Regions from separate parts of the Mus musculus genome. Here regions 1 and 2 are each linked to region 3. A link is a loop called in an ENCODE intact Hi-C map of the cell type or tissue named here. Cell type or tissue: gastrocnemius. All regions are shown on one strand. Region 1 has its middle 220 kb from the start of Gm40302. Region 2 holds the start of Ppargc1a (peroxisome proliferative activated receptor, gamma, coactivator 1 alpha). Region 3 has its middle 66 kb from the start of Gm40302.

Region 1 (8,000 bases), 160 kb after region 3:
GTTTTACTTCAATGTCCACATCTGCAAAGTGGGGGTAACACAAACCTACCCTCTGCCTTTCAGGTTTTTTGCGAAAATCAGTGAACTAATATTGGTAAAATTGGAGCCCCATGGATGAAGGGTACTTTGTAAGTATAACACATTCTTGTCATGTTCTTCTCTATTGCTCCAAACTGCAAATACCAGATGTCTGCTTTTGCTGTATCAGGAATTCAGTAACACCATGTTTCACACCCAGATATTGACAACCTGGCTGTCTTTGAGGAATTTAATGTTTCTGACCTCTCAAATGTTTTATCTACATGTTGGATGTAGAAAAATACATCTTCTTCTATAAAACTGTAAATTTATATAAAGTTGACTAGATAATTTGGAATAATAAATGCCTACACAGTGTATCAAAATGCTGCTATAAACTCTTTATATAAATTCCAGGTGTTTTCATCTTTCTCTCCTCACCAACCCCCCCCCAACCCCCCCTCCCCATAAGCTGCACTGAACTTGTGTTTAAAGCCCTCAGTTTGTATTTCAGAGGAGGGGCTGGTTTCACTATGGGTGAGTGACATGTCGATGATAAATGCCAACTAGATGGTTTGCTAAGTATTGTGTTTCCAGACTTGTGGAGAGGAGAGGAGAGGAGAGGAGGACAAAATGAATGGTGAGCTGGGTATACACCACCCTTCTCATATCATGTTAGTGTTTAGGTGACTTAAAGATGCCTCTTACCCATTAGATGGCAAAGGTTTCAAAGCCACGTAGCCCCAGTGTGGGGCAGAAGTAATGATTGTTCCTCCAGCAGCTATTTCACTTGAGTTTCTTGTTGTAATAGTACCATGAGGTACCTGAACCAACCACCATCCTAGAAGTGGTATTTGACCAGGGCCTAGCTGGCTATGTCCCCACTACTTAACCCATGAAAGTTTCCTTGGAAAAAGTAGATGGTACCCTTTAAAAACCCCTAACCTAAAAGGATTTAGAAACTTCCTGGGGTCCATTTTAATGCTCAGTGGTAGGATTTAAATATGAAGTTGTAGAGCTTATGTCTGTTGGCTATTTCTAAGGACTCCATCCCTCTACTGCTTGAGCACCCCCAGAGGGGCAGACATTTTACTAACAGCGTCATTGTTTCGGAGTTGATGACAAGTCTATCCTTTATGTCCCTTCCCTGAATTGAATCTTAATTTTACTGTCTATCTCCACAAACAAACACACAAACAAGCATCCCCCCCTTAAACATGAAACCCTTTCAAATATTTATGGTGGCCCCTGCAGGTCCGTTAAGGGTAGTCTCAGGTTAATTTCTATCCATAAGGGGACTCATGGTAACAGTCCTCAAAGCCTGCCCCTTTGGAAAGGTTCTCATCTGTTCATATCTTTCTTAACAAGCAGTACAGAGAATTTACCTTCTCCAGGGCCCATTCTGCACCTCAGAGTCAAGAGAGCTAGTCAAAGGTGGAAGAGAGCTACCGCAGAAGATACCGTCCGGAACCAGGTGTGCCCTCGGATTGCTTTGAGCATCAAGATGCAAGGCTCACAGCCCTCTGTGCGGTGCAGATGACTGACAGGGAGAAAGTTGTTTTGGTTAATAATACAATCTGCTTGCCTCCTGTAGACACAGCAGTAGCTTACTAATTCGTTAGAAGTGAATTAAGGTTGTTTACTGATGTTTTAAAGTAACTGTCAGAGTGGGAAAAAAAAGTTCATGCTAAATGAGACCACTCACCTACTTCAGAGTTGTTGTTTATCTTAAGCCGGGTGCATAAATAATATATTGAGATCCAAAGGGTGATCTCAAGCATTAGAACACGAAGCTTCCTGTTTACCAACTGTCATTGGGCTGAAGAGAATTTAAACAGCTCTGAACCTTTTTGTCTGTGGATGCAAAGCATGAAATTAACTTTCATTTCATAGTTAGCAGAAATCAGGATGATGGTGTCTTGTTGTCCTGTCTCCTGCCTATCGGGATCTTTTTTTTTTTTTTTTTTTTTTCTATGCAAGTCAGACTTTGGCAGCAGCATGTTTTTTATGTCTCCTTTCAAACAAGACCCCTCTATTCTCCCCCACAAAATAAGCAGAGACCTGTCTGAACCAGTCTGTTGACTTTCCCTAGATAGAAAGAGGCATAGTGGAAATATGCTAACCTGGCATCCAGGGGTTCAAGTTCTGAGTGTTGGTGGGCCTGTCTGAAATCCCCCCTCCATCAGAAGATTTGGAGTAATAGCATATACTTCCAGTGCTTTGTGGGAAGATGGTGAGACTCTCGTGAGGTCATTGTGATAGAACTTTCAGGTGTCATAGGTAAGTGGCTTGATAATAACTGCTAACACTGCTAAGGCTGGATGCTAAAACAAGTGAATTATATCTCATCATATCCCAGCTGTCCTGTGGCATAGGAACTGTTACGATCCCAAATCTTACCACTCCCAAACCAAAGCAGAGGCAAATAATATGGCTTATCTCACCCGTTCTGTGACTAATTTCAAAAGGGAAAGTATCAGAGTCCAGAGTCTGTCTTCTATTGTTACCTTTTGGGAAGGAAGGGCCGGGTTTTCCTCTGTGAGATGATACCTCTTAGTCACACACAAGGAAATGAGACATCACCTCTAAAAACCTGGACCACATTCAGGCTGAGAAAATATAAGAACAGCTCTCCTCTTCATCATCAGGGAGAGTTCCTGTTAGGCAGGGATGTAGCAGACTGTATGGGTTAATTATGTTTTATGTGTAAACAGCCTGGTGATTCTTAGCTGAAAAGCTCTAAATGAAAAGACCTATTACTTGTAAATGCTTCCAGAAACAAGAAATTTGATTCCCTTTCTGTCCCCTTAAACTCAAAGTGTGATAGCCTATTTGGAGTATAGGGAGAGAGTTAGAGAATGAATAGAAGACGTATGGAATGTTTAATTTCGCATGATTGCATTTCACATTTGCTGTAGCAACGGAGGCATCAGAGAACACCTATTTTTGATGTTTTGATGGTGTGCTCCAGGCTTTACAGCCTGATTTATGAACTTTGTGGGGATAAATTCTTATTAAGCAAATGAACAGAAATGCATTTGTGTTCACATCACTGAAAGCATGCAATTTGTACAACCACTTTTTAAAATTTCTATTTACACTATAGTCATTGGAATTTCAAAAGAGAAAAAGAGCCTGAAGCAGTTCATGGGAGAAAATGATGTGAATTTTGTGGACATTTCTCCCCCCAACCCCACCCCTCGACGAAATATGTTTAGTTTGTACTGGGGTTAAATTTGGATTGGCAAACAGTGAGGGTCTGGCTTGCTTTATATTTCTGAATGAAGCAGTTCAAAAATAGAATCATTTCTATAATCCAGAGGAACGGATGGACTCCTGAGAAGTAATCAACTAAGGGAAAGAATAAATTTTGTTCTTCCAAAAATTGCCTGAGTCTCAAGCAACCGCGGCTGTGCTTTAGCGTTTGTTAATACAGTAAGATAATTGCATAACTAAATACACTATGGAATTCCAATAATTGGAAACTTGGTTTCCTCGTCACAACACACAACTTGCTGATGCTGAAAAGCACAGGCAGTATTTTCAAATGCGAGGACCATTCTCTCCCGGACATGTCCTCTGCAGTGTTTTGCAGCTCCTGTTGCGGTTCTGGAGACTCGTCCCTTGTGGTTATTTTTAGTCCGTTGGATTTAGAAAGGTGAATTGAAACAGGAAGTCCCAAAGTCTGACCTGCTTGCCCAGGGCAGGCGGGTTGCGAATTGCTTCTCTGAAAGTCCCCTTGGTGATATTTAGATGAAGTGACCTGAACGTGTTCAACTCAGGAAGCTCCATTCTGTGTGTCCTTGGGTGGTAGCTCAGTGGAGCCTCCTGGAGGTCAAATCTGGTATGGCTTCTTTTTGTGTGACTGATAAAAATAGCCTTTTCTTTTTTGCTTACTCGTAAAAGGAGAAGTTTACTAGTCACATCTTGGTGTGAGGTCTATTTGAGTTAATATATGGAAAGACCTTAGGAAGCACAGGTATAACATAAGTCTCTAATAGACAGTGGCTATGGTAATCAGGCACTCTAGGTTAAGGCTTCATATCTATGCGAACTATAGCAAATCCTGGAGGAAAAGTGAATAAAGAGACTTAGGATCCACCATTCAAGAAATATTTGTTGACTCCTCAGGTACCACTCTCTCCTAGATGTCAAAGAAACAAAGATTAGGTAGTATGAACTCTTGACTTGCAATAGTTCAATCGAATTGGGAAATAGGCAGAAACATCTATACATCTATAATGATCACGACGGGAACAAAAAATATTTCAAAATGGCGCCTAGTGAATAGCAGAGATATTTTCGATGGCAGGAACTGGCCTATCTCCTGTGTATCTTGTTTCTCATAAACATACAGTCTGGCTTCTTACCCATTGGTTTGGAATTCAGATCGGTGTAGGAGCACAGAGCAGATTTCTATCACTGGGTACTTACATAGCACCAAGTGGACTCACTGGGTGAATGACACCAGCAAATTTGGCTTTAAGGAGTCAGGAGTGGTTGCCACGGGCAGTTTGTGAGTATAGATGTATTTGCTTTTGTTGGCTTCTAGGGTAAGCCCTAGGCAAGTGAGGTGCATAGCTACTAGACTACTAAAGTGACTGTCACCCTAAGGATCAGATAAGTGCTTCCTTAGTCTTTCTTCAAGCCTTCAATGCTTCATGTCCTTCACCGTGACCCACATCTGGTTGAATCCAGTGGCTTCATTCTTGTTCATGTCTGACTGAACTTTAGTTGTATATATGTATAAACTCCCTTGCCCCCTTTCTTTTGAAGAACTTGAAACCTACGGAAGTTGACAGACTAGCCCCCAAAGAGACTTCTAACCCGTGTCTACCAACCTGCTGATATTGTGTCTTTTTTCTGCATATACAACTGTGAACCTTGCTCTGATTACCAACATTGACATCTTCCCATCACATCGTAGCTTCCAAACGACCTTTCCACCTTTTGACTTCATATCCATAATGTCGAATTTACCTCCTAAATTCTGTGTTTCAAACTTATCAGTGTTGGAAAGAAAGTCAATAGCAACATTAAAAGAACTTTTCTTACAATTAAAAAAAAAAACCCACAGTTTAAAACCTACTTCTTAAATCTTATTTTTAGATAGCATACCAACATCCTAAGAACGTGGTCAATATAAGATAACTAAAACTTAAAGGTTAGAAGATTTTTCTGGGATACTGTGACATTCTCTTCTACAGAGGAGATTTTTTTTTTAAGACAAATTCCCCTGACTTAGTTTTCACGCGAGCCTTTCAAAAGTAGATGGTAGTGTAATTATTAGTACAGAGATCACTGTTTCCCACAGTAGGAATATTCACTGTAAGAGGTGACTTTTCAAACACACCACAGTGGCTCTGCTGTAAATTAGGGATATAGTCTTAAACTGAAATAGTTATACTATGGTTTTGGACGACACCAACTAATTAATATGACTTCTCTTCCCCCTTTTCTGATAGCCTTGACCAGATGTTAAAAATAAGGTATCTGTCACAAAGTATGATCAGATGTGCCAGACACCTATTCCACTGTTCTTAGCCAAGGATGTGGGGAAGGTTGTGTTGATGGAGACCACGGACTAGGGAGGGACACCCTGGTGGTTCTCTCAGGCCCATAAAACAGCCCTGAGATAAGATGCTTCATTGTGGGCATCTGCTAACAGTTTGCAAGAAAGTGTGCTACAGCTACAGAAAAAAAAAAAAAAAAAAAACATTTTAGACATCATGACATTAGTTGGTAGAAGAAGAAATTGGAGATATTCATCCAGCCATGTCGGTTGGCAGTGAAAAGAGAGAGCTGTCAAGTTGAAGGGTGGGAGAGGTTGGAAAAAGCATGAAAAGCAGGCCTGAGAACAAGAGTCCTGCTGTATCTGGGAGTGTTAAGCAGGGTCAAAAGCCTGTACATCCCCTAAGGCTGTGGTTCTTAAATTGGAATGATTCCTGCCCCTTAACCCAGAGGTTCTGATTCAATAGATCCGGGAAGGGACTTGGGAGTCAGGGTTTTTAACAGTCACCCCCCCACACACCACTCAGAGAAAGCCTGCCCTGCGGTCATGTTTACATCACAGAACATGACAGTATTTGGTGTTGTTAAAGATGACCAGAGCTGTAAAGAAACTGTTTAGTCTAGTGTATTGCAAACCTTTCTCAAAATCTGGGAAATTTTAGAACGGTTTTGCTTTCAAAATGCGTAAAGTAGGAACAGTTACCCTGAATAATGGGGGTGGGTCGCAGGGCAGATAAACAGCTACAGAATTATATTACAGTGTAGAGTTACCAAGTTCCGGGGGTGGGGGGCGGGGGGAGAAGGGCACCTGATAGGGGAGAGCAGGAGGCTGCATCCAACTGGGCTATGGTAGAGGGAATTTATAATAATGTCAATGAAATGGGCACAGACTTGGGAGTCAGACACCCTGGGTTGGAATCCCGTCTCTCTGGTTACAAGCAGTGGGAACTGCTCTTTAAGCCAGGGCTTTCCTCATAGGGTCAGAATGAAGATTCAAGTAGATGACATGTGGGGAGGACTGAGCACAGCACTTCCTAGTTAATGGATGCTCAGGAAGTGGCTGCAGTCACTTTTGTGTTTAAGTTTTGCGTTGGTGGTGAATGTGTTGTTGAATGGCTCTGGCTTTGGTTGAAGCAGGAGAATGGCTCCAACTAATACGCCAAGGAGAAATCACAATGTCAGCAAACCCCGAGGGAAGGATGATAGACAGTCTTATGCTTAGTGTTTCCAAAAGGTCTATTCATATGGGGGCGGGGCAGTCTAGGTGGCACAAACCTCTTACAAATATTACTGAAGCCGAGAAAATTTAAGTTGCCCAACACCACAAAGCTAGCAGGGGCAGAGCTATTTTCCTGATTATTTTGCTATGCTGTTTTATTAATAATGATTCTACCCACAGCATAGGGAAAAAATGATGTAATTGATACTGGTGTCTATGACAATGGTAAAGTTTACAAGTAAATTTTTTTTTAATTTTTACAAAGTAACTTGATTTAATGAGCCATATGAGATGAAGAATGGAGGGAGGACGTCAGAGATGATGAAAGTCCTATGGGTGGTCCCCAGATGAACTGCCTGGGAAGTTCCGGAGCAATGAATGATAGTGGCAGCGATAGATGGGGGATCCCAGGGGACCTGCTATGTTGTGTCCTCTAACTCGCTGTCATGTGTAAGTAACAGCAATAAATTCTTTAACTCTGGATGCAGAGGAAATAGGCTCATCCTGGATGGAGGCTCAGGGAAGGACCTTGGAGCTTGAGTGAAGTTCATTTCCATTCCCCATGTGCCATTGGGAAGCACAGAAATCCCACATGGCCTTGCCAAATTGCAGGGACCTGGGAGACCAGATATTTTGATATTCTCTCCTCTTCTTCCCCCAAACACCCTCCTGTCCTTCTTCTTATTTTAACCAGCCCCACAGTTTTTATTTATTGTTCTCAAAGACAGATTTTTAAAGAAGTCATGCTTCAAGACTCAGAACATGTAGTACAACTCAATAGGCAAGTGGGACATCCCTTGCCTCCATACTGTTTTAATTTGCTTTATCCAGGGAGGCACCTGTGTCTACCCCAAGTCTCTCCTTCAGCTGTGGTCAGAAAATCCCAAAGCCCAGATAATCTTAAACCAATCTTTGCTTAGGCTTTTATATTTGCAGTAGATTTCCAGTTTTTAACAACCTGATTGAGGCTAATATTAAAGTGGGGTTTGGTTCCCTGAGCAAATGAGCACAGGTGTTAGTTCATAAATTGCAAGAAACCGTCATGGAGTCAACCCCAGCCAGGGCAAGGAGTGGCTGCACACCCTAATGGGAGTCGGGGTGTCCATGCCTCAGACTCTGACTCTGCAATGCCTTATCTTTGAGATGTTAGTCTCTCTCTCTCTCTCTCTCTCTCTCTCTCTCTCTCTCTCTCTCTCTTACACACACACACACACACACACACACGCAGACACATATGCAAAGACACACACAA
Region 2 (8,000 bases), 510 kb after region 3:
TTACATTAAGTAAAAATCTAATTGGCAAGAAAAATTAGTGTTTCTTTGTGGGAGTACAGAGTAAGGCTACTAATTGCATGTAGAAAATGATCCCAGGGTTGTCTCTCTCTCTCTCTGAATTAGAAAATTAAATGAATAATACCTTTCTGATGTTTGGAAGAGGACAGTTGTAGCAGTGAAGTATATTCACCTAATTTAGAATGTCAAAGCTGTTGGCCATCTTGTTCTGTTCACTTATTGACAAACTGTCGATTTCATTACCATATTCCCTGTCTACTAGTTGTGGACATCCAAGCAAACAGACCCCTTATACGGGGTCTGAAGCAAACAGCAAGCTTGTGGGCTTTGTGTGTGTGTGTGTGTGTGTGTGTGTGTGTGTGTGTGTGTGTGTGTGTGCACGCTCGCTGCATTTCTTTCTTTCACTTTACTGTATTAGTAACTGACTATATAAAGTCAGACTGAGAGAAGTCACCAATGTTTTCCTTCTAAGGGGAGAGAAAATAAAGAGCACATTAAATTAACCTCAGTGGAATAGGAGTTTAAATGAATGGTGCTTTATAAATTATATTTAGATGCATAGGGACTTTTTTCTTCTTCTAAATTACTGTCAAGTAAAGGAAATGAGCTGGTTTTTGAGTCTGTGGGGTTTGAGGTATTGTGAAAATATGTTTTCAAAGGTCCCCTGTGCATTTCTCACTGGGCCTGGAAGGGTTAAGTCTGAGCACCCAAGTGTTATGGAAAGTGCTGAGAGTTGGTTATGTCCTCTGTCTGTAATGTCACAGGAAAAACAGTGGCACCTGCATTACCCCTCATTGACTCAGGAACGACAAAAAAGTATTAGTAAGCAAAGCTCAAGAAATGAGTATCTCTGCTGATACCATTTCAGTGTTTTTCCTTCATTCCCTGGACATTCTTGATTTCAAAAACAAACTGTACAGCCCAAGGCACTAGGGTTGGAGTCCAATGTTTATTCAAAAAGGCACCCTGAAGCCATGAGGAAGACTGTGCTACATATGAGAAAAGAAATAAGGGGTGGGGGCAGGTGAGTAGCTAAGCTGTTTCAGGGATGGCAGCAGCAATTGTATTTTCTAGCATTTGTTTTCTGGGAGCCTATGAGATCCACGGAAAGAATCATGAGGGGGAACCCAAGAGTCTAGGGTGTTGTGGCTTGCTTGCTTTACAAGGAGCAAGGCAAACTGCAGTAACAGTTTAGGAGACTGCATTCTCTACTGCCAAGGAGACAGCTGATTTGGGGTAGAGAAATTTGTTTAGACCTAAACAAATGTGGCGGTTTTGTTGACTAAACATGGAAAGAAAGAAAGAAAGAAAGAAAGAAAGAAAGAAAGAAAGAAAGAAAGAAAGAAACAAAGAAAGAAAGAAAGAAAGGAAGGAAGGAAGGAAGAAAGGAAGAAAGGAAGGAAGGAAGGAAGGAAAGAAAGGAGAGAGAGAAAGAAAATCGGGGGTGTTGCCTTCAAACACTCCTCTAATAGGGAGGGAAAAAAAAGAATCTCATGAAAATGTATCACATGAGGAGCGCTTGCTTCAGTTCCAAGCTGAGTCTGGGGCTACTTGGAAACCATTTCTTAAAGCACACACATTTTAGGCAAGGGTGTAGTTACTGTGTCAGTAACAGGGGATCTTTGCTATTTGCCTGTTTTGGATGGAAAATAAATTTAAAAAAAAAAGATTGCAGGAGATTTGAGTTATTATGTGAGCAGGGCTCCGGTTTAGAGTTGGTGGCATTCAAAGCTGGCTTCAGTCACAGTGTGATGCTTGAAGCCTCCCAAAGGCCAAGTGTTTCCTTTTCTTTCTTCTATTTTTTTTTTCCTCTCTCTCTAAGCGTTACTTCACTGAGGCAGAGGGCTGCCTTGGAGTGACGTCAGGAGTTTGTGCAGCAAGCTTGCACAGGAGAAGGGAGGCTGGGTGAGTGACAGCCCAGCCTACTTTTTAATAGCTTTGTCATGTGACTGGGGACTGTAGTAAGACAGGTGCCTTCAGTTCACTCTCAGTAAGGGGCTGGTTGCCTGCATGAGTGTGTGCTGTGTGTCAGAGTGGATTGGAGTTGAAAAAGCTTGACTGGCGTCATTCGGGAGCTGGATGGCTTGGGACATGTGCAGCCAAGACTCTGTATGGAGTGACATAGAGGTGAGCTGGGGCTGAGTATTGCAGGACCGGAGCTTCTCTCAGATGCAATGATTCCTGGAGGGGGGGGGGGATGGGCTAGGGGAGAGGAGGGGACATAGAAAGTGGCTCAGCGGGAGCTTTTGGAGGGGGAAATCTCCATCTTATCTTAACTCCAATAAGTTTGCTATTTTAAGGTGGCTCGGAGATGCCTTGAGCAAATCAAAGCTTAGCTGCTGTCATCAGTATCTGTAGCAGTTAGAAACTCTTTCCATGTGCCTTTGGCTCTGTTTCTACTCATATGCAATATTTATGCTCTAAGATATTGATATGAATCAGGAGCTGAAGTCTTTCCAGTGTTCAGTGGCCTGCTTGGAAAAATGCCATTTCTATTTATAAGAAAATGAAGATAAACATTAAAATGAATTGTGTTAAAAAGAGAGTCCGTTTTGACTCTCGTCAGGATTTATCTTTTCCGCCCTCCTCTCTCTGTTCATTAAACAGAGAATTTACAAGACCCTAAATATTCCTGCTGGGTCTGAGTTAGGTTGCTTTTCCCACAGAACACAAAACGACAGTGCTGTTTCCTTTAAAACACTTGTGTGCGGCTGAAAGGGTTGGCTAGCGAGTTAAAAAAAAAAAAAAAAATCCCAGCCTTAAGAGACCAAAGCTTTCTGTTTGCTTCTGTGGCGAGAAACCGAACGGTTAAATCTCTCTACCACGGAGAGCTGCCTGAAGCCGGGAGAGAATGGAGTTTATGCAGACCGTGTGTGGAGCAGCTCACTGCTTGTGTAAAAATAGACCGCAATACATCAATTCCACAGTCTCTGCTGGCTACAATTCATACAGGGGAGGAAAAAACACAAGCAGTTTCCCCGTAATCTCTGGAGTCTAGCTGGGGCCAGAGGACTTCAGCGTGTTTGCATTCAGTACAATGGAATGTTCTCGGGGAAAGTTTGAGCAAGTTGGAAAACAAGTGAAACTTTTGTGGACTCTGGTGAGATGGACCCGAATTGAATTGCGCGGAGGATCGGAGCTGCTAACTAACAATGGTGCTTCCTCCCGGTAGCGGGGGCACGTAGGGTAAGGGGGAGGGTCAAGTGCCACACGTGATTTGATTAAATAAGATGTCCGTGTGGTGCAGTGATACACATCTAAAGTGAAAATGATTTGGCGAGGCCGCCTGCGAATGCATTTTTCCTATCTAGCCAGGCGTGCCCTGGGTCCTTAACTCTTTGCTGGGTCTGCAGATGTTGGCTCCGTTTGCTTTCCCTAGGCTTTGGCAGATCGGATTTGCAGGTTATAATTATTGTTATCTTGTGATTTCTTGGCAAGGCAGAATAGATATAGATAATTCATGTGTCCCTTGGCTATTGAAGTCAGAGTTCTAAGTGGATTCAAAGTCCTAATTGTTGGAGTAGCCAGCGTAACCCGTGGGTGGTTGTCTGGCTGGCACCATAGCTCTCTTCGAATCACTTTCATTTTTACCTCTTGGATCGTTCCGAAACTGCTCAGAGACTGAAGAGCTGTGATCTAAAGGAGATGAGGAAGATTTGCCTTAGTCAGAATTCCTGTGATTGTTTGCAAATAAACGCCATAGCCATTTATAACCATGGCTTTAAGTTTGTTCTTTCTTTGTTTTTCTTAAGGAGTTGGGGATAGGGGCTCAGCGTCCAGCCTTAGATTGAGTCTCAGTTAGTGCGGCATAGTAGACAGCCAGCTGCTAGAAACCCGTGCCTTCGAGCCTGTGGCTCTGGGAATCATTCCTGCCTGTCGAAATATTACAAGCAGCAGGTAGTGTGGGCAGCTTCCATTTTTTTGAATCATTAATGCTTGCTGTCATCTTCAAACCTATTATGTCCTTTCACACATAATGACAGGACAGTGTATTGGTTAATAAAAACCCAAACCACCAGAGCTACTCAGAGTCTCCTGGTATTTCACAGCTTAATGGAGGGGATGTACAATAAGGTTACTAAGATTGATAGAGACAGATCACCTGACACTCTTCACGAAGACTGTCATTCTTACCTGCCTCCATACCTCCCAGTTCAACTACTGTTTTTATCACAAGTTAAGTTTCTGTTTTTTATTAATTTAATTAAGGCTGCCAAGTCCACTGACTCTCTCTTCTCTCTCTCTTTAAAATTTACCATCAATGGCACCAAAATCTCTGAAAGGTTAATGGAGAATTATACTTAATTATAATGAATCATTATCATCCATGCAGTTAAGCTAATTTATTGTCTGCTTCTTAACTAAGGGAAAAGACTGTCTGTTGGGGTGAAATAACATACAATAATTAGCCTTTTGTGTTTAGAGATTGTGTTGGCCTCTTAAACCTTATTGTAAAAAACGAAGGCTACAGTTGTGAAATTGCTTTCAGAGTTGCAAAGTGGCTGTAGGGTATCTGTGTAATTGAGGCAGGACACACCTGTTACAGATGCACAGGGCAGCCATCAATATCAGCATGTCAGACAAGGACAGGTACTCGGCTCAGTCTGATAGGTCTGGCGTTGTCCAAGTCCAAATATGAATTAATCACAGAAGAAATTGCTTCTACGAATGTGTTTTTGATAAGTAGGATCATGCCACAGTCAGAAGCACTGATTTGATCAGAATGTCAACACTGGCAAGCATAAACACTATTTTGAGCATAGTGCAAGAGTAAGCATGAATACACACACATACACACACACACACACACGATTGGGAGAGGGTGGGTGAGGGAGGGAAAGCAAAATAGAGAATGCTAAAACAAATTAACTTTATGTGTTCAGTGGTTGTCAGAAGTTATACTCAAATACATATTTTTTTTTCCTTGAAGGTTAAAGGTTCTTTAAACTAGTCTCCCTTAGAGAGAGTGGTTAAAGAAAAATGGCAGAAAACTATCACCCAGAAAGCCATGCCTTCCGAGCTCTAGAAGTACCAGAGGCACACTGGGCTGGCTTCTGCTTTAGCTTTCCTTTGGATGCTCATTTTGGTTGTGGTTCTTCACTTTGTTTTTAAAGGAATCCTCCACCCATGACATCCTGTGTGTTGTTTGTTGACAAAGTTCTCCCCTCATCTCTGTGCTGACAGTTGAGGAAGAGTTAATAAAAAGGGGTTGTGCTCTGGGGATGTGTAGTGTGGATAAAAATGGAGCCTTGGGATTGTTACACCCATAACAAAACACTAACTCTATCTGGACAAGATCTACTCTTTATAGTCAGACTTCCACTTACAAACCTAGCTAGGTTTTCTGATCTCTAATTTTGGGCTCACTCAGATGTTACAAAGAAAATCCCAACGGGAAGAGAATGAATGCAGCTCTCTCTTGGTGTGGTTATGTGCCTGCCTTTGGGGATCCTCTGGGGCCTGGTGGTCTAGTGGGCAAAGCGCCATGATATGCAGACTCTCTTCCCTGTCTCCTTTCCCTGTGCCTCCTCCTCAGAGTGTAGCTTCAGATCACACTGCTGCATTCGGACTGTGTAATACAGTCTGCCAGGGATGACAGGGGAGCTCCAGAAATAAACTCTGCATAAAACTTATTTTATTCAAAATCTAAATGTCAGGGAAGTTTATCAGCTTTATGTCTTGCTGCTGCCTGCACAGGAACCACTATACCTTTTTGCAGACCTGGGGAAGCAGAGGCAGGAGGGCCTTGCTTCTCTCTGTGTGGGACTGCCTCGATTCAGACCGTTGGCTGGTGAGAGATGAAGTCTTGGTGATTCTACTGTCATCGTAAGAGCTTCTTTAGGGTTCTTTAGAGCACAGGCACTTGGCTCAACAGCTGAGTATCCAGTTAAATAGGAGACAGTCTCATTGGTAAGGTTCTGATAGCCTCAGAAGGCAACAGGTCAGGGGGGTTGGAAAGACTATCTAAACATGCATATATATATATATTGTAAAATGATCTAAAATAGTTTTCCTAATAAGTATTTAAACCTTTCATTATATTGAAATCATTTTGTATCTCTGTACAAATATCACTTTTAAATTCTCCGTAACTGTGGTTTTGACATACTTCAATAAAATACAAAATATAATCATGGTACAAAACTTCTGGTTTTTTTTTTCTTTCTTTTTAGGTGACAGGTCACCCCCTACCCAACACACACACACACACACACACACACACACACACACACACACACCTTGCAAAATATTTCTAGTGAAAGCTCTAAGGGTCACATAGAAAAATAATATGAATTTTGTTCTTTAACTCAAGGAACTTGCATTTGACCTGTTAAGGATGAAGTCAGGGAACTCATAAAAAGTCAAGTGAAAGTAAATGATTTAAATAACAATTCAAGAGAGCCAGAGATGAGCTAGAGGACTTGCATCATTAGTTGCTAAATGAATGATACAGATTATAATACTTACAGGGAGTACGCATGGAGGAAGTTTTCCTAGTCTAATCCTTGGGTTCTATTATCTCAGTGAGCAGTTTTTCATAGGGATATCCATTTTGTTTTGTTTTGTTTTGTCTTGTTTTGTCTTGTTTTGTTTTTCCAGACAGGGTTTCTCTGTATAGCCCTGGCTGTCCTGAAACTCACTCTGTAGAACAGGCTGGCCTCAAACTTAGAAATCCTTCTGCCTCTGCCTCCCAAGTGCTGGGATTAAAGGCATGTGTCACCACTACCCTGCAAGGATATCTATTATATCTGATGGTGACTCCAAGGTATAAATTCACTTGCAGACTTTTCTCAGTTCGGTCCTATGATAAGGACAGGATAAAACCATGGGCATAGTTAACTATAAGAGGGCTAAGGCTCATCAAGTGTAACTACCCCAGAGGTAGGAAAACTTCTTGTTAGTTTCTACCTGGAAGAATCAAGGAGGCCTTCATGGAAACATGGTACTTAACTTGTATCCCAGTTTAGAATTTGGATGGAAGAAATTAAACAAAACACCCCCTTGGAAGCCAAGGGCAAAAAGAATGGAAGGTGCATCCCGAGGTGATTAAAGCCCCAGAGGCCAGCTTTGGTGCTGTCATTGAATTAACCAGACTTAATTCCCATGCCATGCTACTGCTGTCTAGTGAATTCCTGCCATTAATAACCGCCGTGTCTGTCTTCTTTGCAGTGTGCTGCTCTGGTTGGTGAGGACCAGCCTCTTTGCCCAGATCTTCCTGAACTTGACCTTTCTGAACTTGATGTGAATGACTTGGATACAGACAGCTTTCTGGGTGGATTGAAGTGGTGTAGCGACCAATCGGAAATCATATCCAACCAGTACAACAATGAGCCTGCGAACATATTTGAGGTAAGCCTCTCCCCTGGAGAAATGAGCTTCTCTCTGACGGCAGCGGCTTGACTGATCTTCATGTCTGACTGATGTATGGGGAGCTGGACTCCAGCATGTAGGGGCTCTTACATTGTTGCCAACAGGAAACGTGTCATCACAGCTAGAGAGTTTCTCTTATGGAAAAAAAATGGTATTTGGAAAAACGGGGCTTTTTAGAATTAAAGTGCTAAGGACTACAGAGTGTGTTAAACTGTGTTGAAATCCAAAGGGTTGTGAAAGCTTTGGAGACAAGGAAGAAAAAATGTGTAAAGCTGTTTACTCCTCTCTGTCCCCAGAAAGGGACCCAAGAGCAAATGGTGCCTGATATGAATTAATACAGAAGAAGGCATTTCTAGTCACCAAGGGGTTAATGTCTATCGCCATTTGTTTTACCTTGTCAGTGAGCGGTTTTGATTATTGCTATTATATTATTGTTTCAGACCCCTAATTTTCTCTCATGATGGAAAATTTCTAAACTCAAAAAAAATCTAGTATGTACTTATAAATTAGTCAAAATTCATTTTCCTTTCAGTAGTGAGAATTACCTCCCAGACTCTAGACGCCTATTATGAGTCTACCCTATAATAAAGAATGTTAATCTACTCCTATTA
Region 3 (8,000 bases):
GGAATATGGAGTGGACAAGGAAGGCTCTGAGAACACCACATGCCATTATGTCTCATGGCCACTCTGTCCCCACGAAGTCTTCATCATGGGGACTCTCAACGTTCCCTCTGTTAATTTGACTATCTGGCTGAATGACGTTTTAGGGGAAAGGTCAGTTAGCTTCTTTCTCTCTTTTTCTTCTCCTTTGGTTTTTAGTTTGTGGAAGAGTCCAGACAGTTCATGTACTGGGCTTTGTCTGCCACGTTGTGCTCTCTGAGTTCTCTCTTCTACTCTGTCTGAACACAGTCAGAGGTAGTACAAAGAAGGATGTTGTGGATATGGCCCCAATAAAGTTTTATTTGCAAAAACAGAGGGTGGGCCTGCTTTGAAGACAGGACAACAGTTTGCTAACTGCCACCCAAGGACATTGCTTTCATCCTTTGGCACTCCTGCTTGGACCTTCCTTAACCTGAGCAATGTCTGCACAGCGACTCACTCAGCCCCTTCTTATTTATTGACTTGCTTTGTTCTACACGTTCGTTTTATAAGGGACTCTAGGTCACCATTATAGAAAAGTGGTATTATGTGTTGCTAAGATAGAGTTACTGCAAGTTAACAGCAATGAAGACAAAGCAATCCGGTCATGAGCTGTTATACCTTCCCCTTCTCCTCCTCCCCCACATCTTCCACTTTGTTTGCCTCTTCCTCTTCATTTTCTCATAATAAGATCATTTAAAATCAGTCACTCAGAATGGATGATTGTCTCTTGAACATCTCAGAAGGATGTAGTGAAGCAGGTACCGTCCTGGAGGCTGGATGAGAAAGGGCTGGAGCAGGGAATGGCTTGCTCTATGAAAGAGTGGATCATAATATAACAGCGAAGAGGGATTCTGGCTTGGGGTTTGGATCGAGAATAGAATATACATTAAACTTGAATTCCAGATTGCATTAGTCAGGGTTCCCTAGAGTCAACAGAACTTATGGAATGTCTCTCGATACTAAGGGAACTTATTGTGATGACTTACACTCTGTAGTCCAATAACCTAGCAATGGGCAGTTGTGGATTGGAAGTCCAAGATCAGTCCCACAGGCTAGTTGTTTAATCTGGTCTTTGTATAAACTTGAATACTGAAGATGTAGATTCCAACAGATGTGCTGGCAAGTAAGTGCTAGCAGTTGAAGAAGAGTGAATCTTCCTTCTCCCAGTGTCCTTATGTAGGCTTCCAGGAGAAGGTGTGGCCCATATTAAAGGTGTGTACCACCATGCCTAAATCTCGGACTTGCTTTGTCCCAGGCTGACCTTGAACACAGAGATGTTCTTGCCTTAGTCTCCTGGGATTAAAAGGCATGTACTACCTTGCCTAGGCTTAAGCTTTCATGACCACTATACCTCAAGATCTCCATGCCAAGATCCAGGTCAGAAACTTATGTCTTCCAGCCTCAAGATCTGGATCACAAGTGAGCCCTCCAATTCTGCATTGTAGTTTACTCCAGATAGAGTCAAGTTGACAACCAGGAATAGCCACTACACAGACCAATGATCATGTTTTAGTATAAATATACCCCCAATATTAATTATATTGGAGCATGCTTCTACTAAAAAAAACATTTGTTTTTTAAATCTGAAAGTTGAACTTAATTGGTGTCTGACTTTTCTTTTTGCTGGATCTGGTGCTGTAGTCTCAAATGTGTGTTTCATGGTGGGGAGTAGGCATCACATGTAGAAACCCACATTTACAATCCCAGTAGTGTCATAAGGAGAGACTTTGGATGCCAGTCTCTCCTTGTGAGGGAAGTTAGGGCTTTCATAAATAGGCTGGAAGAAGCTAGCCCCATTTACCTGGTGCATCTAGATACACACAGCTAGATGATGCCGTCTATGAAGCAGGAAGCAGGTCTGAGGAGACACCTGACTATTCTACCGTGATTATTGGCTTTCTAGACTCAGAACTATGAGATGTGATCCTGGTGTCTGTATGCTGTCCAGTCTAAGGTGTTTTGTTATAGGAACCTAAATAGCCTGAGACACCTGGCAACAGTAAAGGCTAGTTAGTGGGCGGAGGAGGGTTGGCGCACTGGTGCGTGCAGACAGTAGGCACGGAAGCATCATCTGTTTACATGATAGATCCCACAGAGGGTCTCTCGAGAGGACAGATACGCTGATCTTTCTTGGAAAGCTTGGGTCAGAAGTAAAGGCAGATGCCCTGACTTGGCATCTTAGCCAGAAGTCTGTGCACGACCGGGTTCTGTGCAAGGAAACCACCGGAGGGTTAAGAGGGAGGCGACGTGGCAGGACAGAAATGAGTCTTTGAATCGACTTGGTGTTTGCCTATTTATGTAGCTCCATCATGGCCTCCAGTGCCCTGGAAAAACAATCAAAGGAGAATTTAGAGCTGTTCTCGGATTGTCAGTTTTTCATCTAAAAATGTTAATGTACATTAAACTTTTAATTAAAAAAAGCATATCCCATCACAAACTATTTTTAATATGGAATATTTAGCGGCGATGCGCACATTCTGTTCTGAGCTCCAGCAGGCTATTAACCAGCATAATTTGGGTTTTAAAAAACGAACTGAATTAGGTTGTGTACCCTCAGGTTAAGCCCCAAACAAATCACATTATTTAAATTGACACCTCGACAAGGTATGTACATGTTTTCAGTTGTCCTCTGCAGGGTGAAGCTTCGATTCTGTTGTGATTGTCTGATGGCATCAGAAATGCCAGGGACTGACAGAAACATTTATGGAAAAGAGAAAAGAGGAATCTCATTACAGGTCTTTAGAACCTTTAGACTTGGTCTTTTTTTTTTTTCTTGAAAATAATTTTATTTATGTAATTTCAGGCCTGAGAAATTTGAAAGGGCTCAGGGTTGCCTGGATTTAGCTGTAAGTAACTGTGCAGTCGTGAGCTCGCATGAGGATGCATTTGGACATGAAAACCTAAAGTTGGCAGGATCTTTTCTCTCCTCTTTTGTCTCTCCTGGTTGATTTGGGCGCGATTATAATCAGGAAATAGTTTGAATGTGCTAGGACCCTGATGATTCCTAATTCCGGCTGTCACGTGCACCAGCCACTCCTGCTCCTCCTCGGGAAGAACTGAAGAGGCAGCTGATGCAAGTTGCCTTTTCAGACCGAGGAGAACTGGTGCACGCCTAGCTCACCTGGCCACTAGGTGGCACTGCAGCCACAAGGAAGTGTGGTCACAGTTACATAGTTCGGCTGTGCCATTAAGGAAGTCCTCCAAGGCTCAAGATGGGAAAAGGACAGCCTGTGTGTCTCTGACCTCCCTGGATGGCATGGCTCTTCGGAGCTTGCTGCATGCTCCGTGTGTCAAGGCTGCTGCAGGCAAAGAAGCTTATTTGGTTAGGATGTGAGGTTTGCCATCCGTGCCATGGTGTGCGCACTTGTGAACATTGAGGATTTGTTGGGACCCGTGCTAGTTGAAGTGAGAAGTGGGTTCTGAGCTGTAGTCTTTGCTCCAGCTGGACGACAGATGGTCTCCTGACCCTACCTTTTTCTTTGGTGTTTATGTACTGGAAATGTTCTCTTCACAGCGACGGCAGAGTTCTGGAAGCTGGGAAATGTCACAGCATCTCTCTGTGTGCCAGCCTTCTCCTTCCAGTTGTTTCCTCTGTTTCTAACCACTGAGAAAAATATATTATCTTCCAGAGGAGTGCTTTCTACTTTCCCTTTTACAAACAGAAGTGGAATATGTGAATCCTAAAAGCCTCATTCCTGCCTCAAAGGAGATTCTAGTAAGAGTATCAAACATTAAAAAAAAAGAGGAAAAACAATTTGCTTTCAAAATACAAGAATTGTCAATTTTTTAGCAATTTGGACAGGGAATCAGTAGATTTGGCCTAATTGGTGAAAGCTTTGCTATTGATCAACATTGAAAAGTGTCTGGTGAAATGAAATTTCCTATCAAAATAACACTAGGAAAAGCTGCTTAAGAGTTCTCCCACAAATAATAGAGTAGAAACAGCAATGGCTGTGCCTGTTGAGATCCTACTATGTGTCAGACAGTACTGTGTAGCCTAAGTCTGTGAAATGGCTATTATTATTTAGCATGTAAAGACATGGCTGTGGTCTTGAGTCAGCCCCTGGCTTGGGCTCTAATGGCTTCAAAGCTCCATAGAGAACTATACCTGTTGGTTTGTGACCCATGTGTGTCATTGTTTGTGAAATGGCTTGGTAAGGGGACATGAAGGTAGAGACAGTCAACACTGCTTCTCATTGGAGCCCCTGGGTTGCTGTAGAGACTGGCTTGTTCATAGTCGGACTTCAGTACACACTTGTTCAACCCACAGATAAAACTACCAGGGAGCTGGGTTATCTCACGGTGTTGAAACAAACGACTCTGTCTGCTCTGATGTGTAGAAGACTGGGATAGCTTCAGAGATGTGTGTATCTTTCCAAGTTGGAAGGATGGGGACTGATTTGATTTCAGTCAACCTATCCTTAGTCTTGAGCTCACTGGGGTGGCCAGTATCACTGAATTACAGCATGAGGCACGAAGACTAAGAACCTTCTAGAGCCTTGGCTGCTAGAGTCCAGGTTGTCTGATTTGGGTTAAAGGGTGGTTAGTGAGGTTCCATGGAGAACGTTAACTCTTAAAATTTCAAATCTTATATATAATGAATAATAGCCACATTTTAAAAGATTGATGTGATCCACATTCCTAAAAAAACAAAAAAACTAGATAATTAGCGTAATTTGGAGGGGACATGAGAAATGAGAGACATATAGAATCTATTTCACTTAAAAATATCCATGTTAACAAAAGAAGACAAGAAAACAGGAATGAGCTTGCTGGGAAGAAAGGGGGAGTCCAGGGAGAGTGGATAAGAGGGGGGAGAATATGATCAGAATACTGCGTATATGTAAGTGTATATGAATGCATGAAATTGTGAAAATAAATAAAAAGTTTTAGTTACAACAAATGTTCATTCTAGAAAAATGAGCGATTATAGAAGAGCAGACTGAAATAAGATAAGTCACCATTTTTGTTGAGAGTTAGAGATGTACATCATAATGTATATAAATATGTTTATATATATACACACACACAAACAATATATGTATATATTGTTGTGCTTATGTGATTTTAAAGAGAGATTATGCTTTGTAATTTGCTTTTGAAGAGCAATAGATTGTATACATTTTATGTGTCAGTAAATTATTACCATGTCGTAATTTTTAATGACTGCAGAGTGACCTACCAGATGAATATATCATAATTTATTTCACCAGCCCCAATTCTTGGCCCTTTGGATGGTTTCCAGACTTGAACTGCAATAGAAACATATGTCAATGAAATATCTTTTACTAAGTATCTTTATGCAGTTGGCCTTGACCCACGTGGGACCCAAGCAGGTGATTAGGGAAGTTAGCCGAGAGGTAGAAGCTGGTCACCGACCACCTCTTTTGGCCTCACCAGTGTAGGTCACAGAATATATCTGGTGGCAGTGACCACTGTGTCTCAGGGAGACTTCTGGGAGTCCTTCAGGAGCAGAGCAAAGCTATGCCTGGAAAGGAAGCCAAGTTCAAAACAGGCCGATCCAGTGAAGTCCTTAGCCCTGCAAGTGGGACTCAGACCATGGCTCCCTCTCTTGCTTTTCTTCTCTAACATACTATCTCCTCAGTTCCCTTCCTGGTTTTGTGACCTTTTCCCTTTCATTTCTTCCCTACCCAACAGTTATTAATACTTCTTCACTTCCTGTCTTCACATTTCTCTTCTTGTGACTCCCTCCCTGTTTGAGTGGGTTCATCTCTCACCGCCTGTTAACTCTGGAACCCCAGTCTCCTGAGTATTCTACTGTCTACCAAATGCTGGGCATTCACATTCTGGAAGCTTCTAATGGGAGACACTGCTTTCCATGGGCTAAGATTTTTACTCATCTGGTTCATTGCTTGTTACACTGTTATCTCTCAAACCTTGCCAAGTCTATCCAGCGAGCTCTGCGTGTTTGGCATCGTGCCCTTGCCTCTAGGCACCACCTCTTCCCCAGTTCTTACTCATGTCACCTTTTGCCTGGGTGGTTGCGGTGGCCCCATATGGTCCCATTGCCTCCCTGCCATGGCCAAGGTATCTTGCACAGGCTTGGCAAACTTATCTTCCCAGATAGGTCACTGGACTGTTCCCTTCAAGACTCTCAGTAATTTGACCTCAAAGTACCTCCTGGCCTTGGCTACCCTCTTTTTCAGAGTTAAGAGTCTAAACCAGTATCCTGATTATGCTAGGCAAGGGCTCTCTGCCTCTGAGCTACAACCCTCTTGGTCCCATTTCTCTAATGTGTCCGTCATAATTCAGCCCATCTGAGCTCCTTTCTACACTCTTTGCTCATGATTGTCTCCGAGCTGGGACAAGGCCTGCTTCTGCCTTTTAGGATCTTAAAGCACAAATGTGACCTCTTCCAGGAAGCCTTGCTTGGTTTCTGAAGCCAAAAGTGACTGGGTCCCTCTTGCACATCCATTTGCCACTGACCTGAAACATATACTGTGGCTAGATTGCTTTGTGGCTTAGGTCCCATTTCAGACTTTAATTTCTATGTGGATAGGAATCTGAATCCTTCTCCTCTCAGGTCAGCCTCCGTCTCTCTCTTAACTCAGGTCTTACCCCTATTGCACGTTCTCAGAGACGACTGTTTTCGCAGATAAATGAATGGGGGACTTAAGGTACTTTATCTCAGTGTTTGTTGGGCACATAACCACACTATAAAGCAAACTCTAAGGGCTCCGTCTTGCGCAGCACACCCTCCTAACCTGTGTTTGAAAGAGCAGTTTTCTTCCTGGGCCTTCTCCTCGAAACATGTCCTGGCAACACGTGTGAATGGGATTCAAAAGTAGCTGCTCAGAAGGCCAGTGGAATTGTCTGGAGAGTTCTACTTTTGTAAGCGGGAACCCTTTTCTCTGTCCTTAAAATACACTCTGCCCCATTCCTAGTGGAAAGGTCACAAGACCAGAGCCAAACAAGTCGGAAACAGTTGGCCTCTGCTACCTAGAAACCGTGTAATCCTGGGCAACTTTTGTTACTTGTGACAAAGTGATGACTACCAAGTTACTTAAAAATTGCGTTTGGCTGTTGGTCCCAGACATTTGAGATGGTGACTTGGGAATGAAAAGATTTATTTTCTTTCTTGTAATAGTCTGAAGATAACCCAGAGTTCCTAGGAAATTGTGACCTCAGCTCTTACTATTTTTTATTTTTATTTATTTATTTATTTATTTATTTATTTATTTATTTACTATTTTTGCCCTTGGATACACACACACACACACACACACACACACACACACACACACACATTGTTCATATACAAGGTGGCCCCACAGGCCAACATGGCTGCATGAACTCATGTGTATTTTTCTTAATAATAAGAACACAAAAATGTTTTCCTTACAAATTCTACCCAACAGCTTTAGTTTAGTGATGACTCACTGCCTGGTCCCAAAACATAATAAAAATATATAGGGACTTTAAAAATATCTATCCTTAGCCCCAATGCAAATAAGTTAAATCAGAATGTGTGTGGCTGGGGTACAGAGTCAGTTTGTTTGTTTGTTTGTTTATTTATTTATTCATTTATTTATGAGACAGGGTTTCTCTGTGTAGCCTTGGCTGTCTTGAAACTTACTCTGTAGCCCAGGCTGGTCTCAAACTCATAGAGATCCGCCTGCCTCTGCTTCCCAAGTGCCAGGATTAAAGGCATAATCACCATTGCCCATCTCAGAATCAGAATTTTGATAGAACACCCCAGACGATTTGCTGATACAGTCAAGGCTGAGGACCACTGACCTAGGGAGAGTATGTGCTTATTCATTTCAAGTCAGGACCCCCCCTCGAGAGGGAGAAGGGACAAATGAGTAAACTGAGCTTGGGACAAATGATATAAGCTGAGCTTATCCCAGGTGAACTCAGAGGGTCAGTGAGCAGAATTATCCCTCACCTTGCCCCCATCTCTCTACAGTGGCTAGACACACAGCTTTAATCTTCCTCTATCCTGGAAAGAGAGAGAATGG

What was found. A loop is a pair of places that touch in the nucleus more often than their neighbours do. Peaks named below come from ENCODE experiments on the same cell type or tissue, not always from the same donor. Only the 100,000 strongest peaks of a DNase experiment are listed, where the experiment ranks them.
Region 1: it touches region 3 in a loop (6-fold over the local background); 10 of 42 quality-filtered maps call a loop at or near these places.
Region 2: it touches region 3 in a loop (3-fold over the local background); 4 of 42 quality-filtered maps call a loop at or near these places.

The regions. Positions count from the first base shown.
Region 1 is chr5:51,904,834-51,912,833 of GRCm38, reverse strand. It overlaps a transcript of Ppargc1a not described here. Among named protein-coding and RNA genes, the nearest start is that of Gm40302, 220 kb to the left of the region's middle. In gastrocnemius, a CTCF peak has its summit at 3,852; no DNase peak of the experiment used is centred here; H3K4me3 peaks cover 252 bases; H3K27ac peaks cover 885 bases.
Region 2 is chr5:51,547,880-51,555,879 of GRCm38, reverse strand. Ppargc1a (peroxisome proliferative activated receptor, gamma, coactivator 1 alpha) reads left to right here and starts at 1,959. Exons shown (of 13, transcript NM_008904.2): 1 at 1,959-2,145; 2 at 7,189-7,368. The coding sequence starts at 2,098. In gastrocnemius, no CTCF peak of the experiment used is centred here; DNase peaks (open chromatin) are centred at 1,932, 2,931 and 3,201; H3K4me3 peaks cover 3,820 bases; H3K27ac peaks cover 5,089 bases.
Region 3 is chr5:52,060,382-52,068,381 of GRCm38, reverse strand. It overlaps a transcript of Ppargc1a not described here. Among named protein-coding and RNA genes, the nearest start is that of Gm40302, 66 kb to the left of the region's middle. In gastrocnemius, a CTCF peak has its summit at 3,148 (motif pointing right); DNase peaks (open chromatin) are centred at 3,154 and 5,976; H3K27ac peaks cover 446 bases.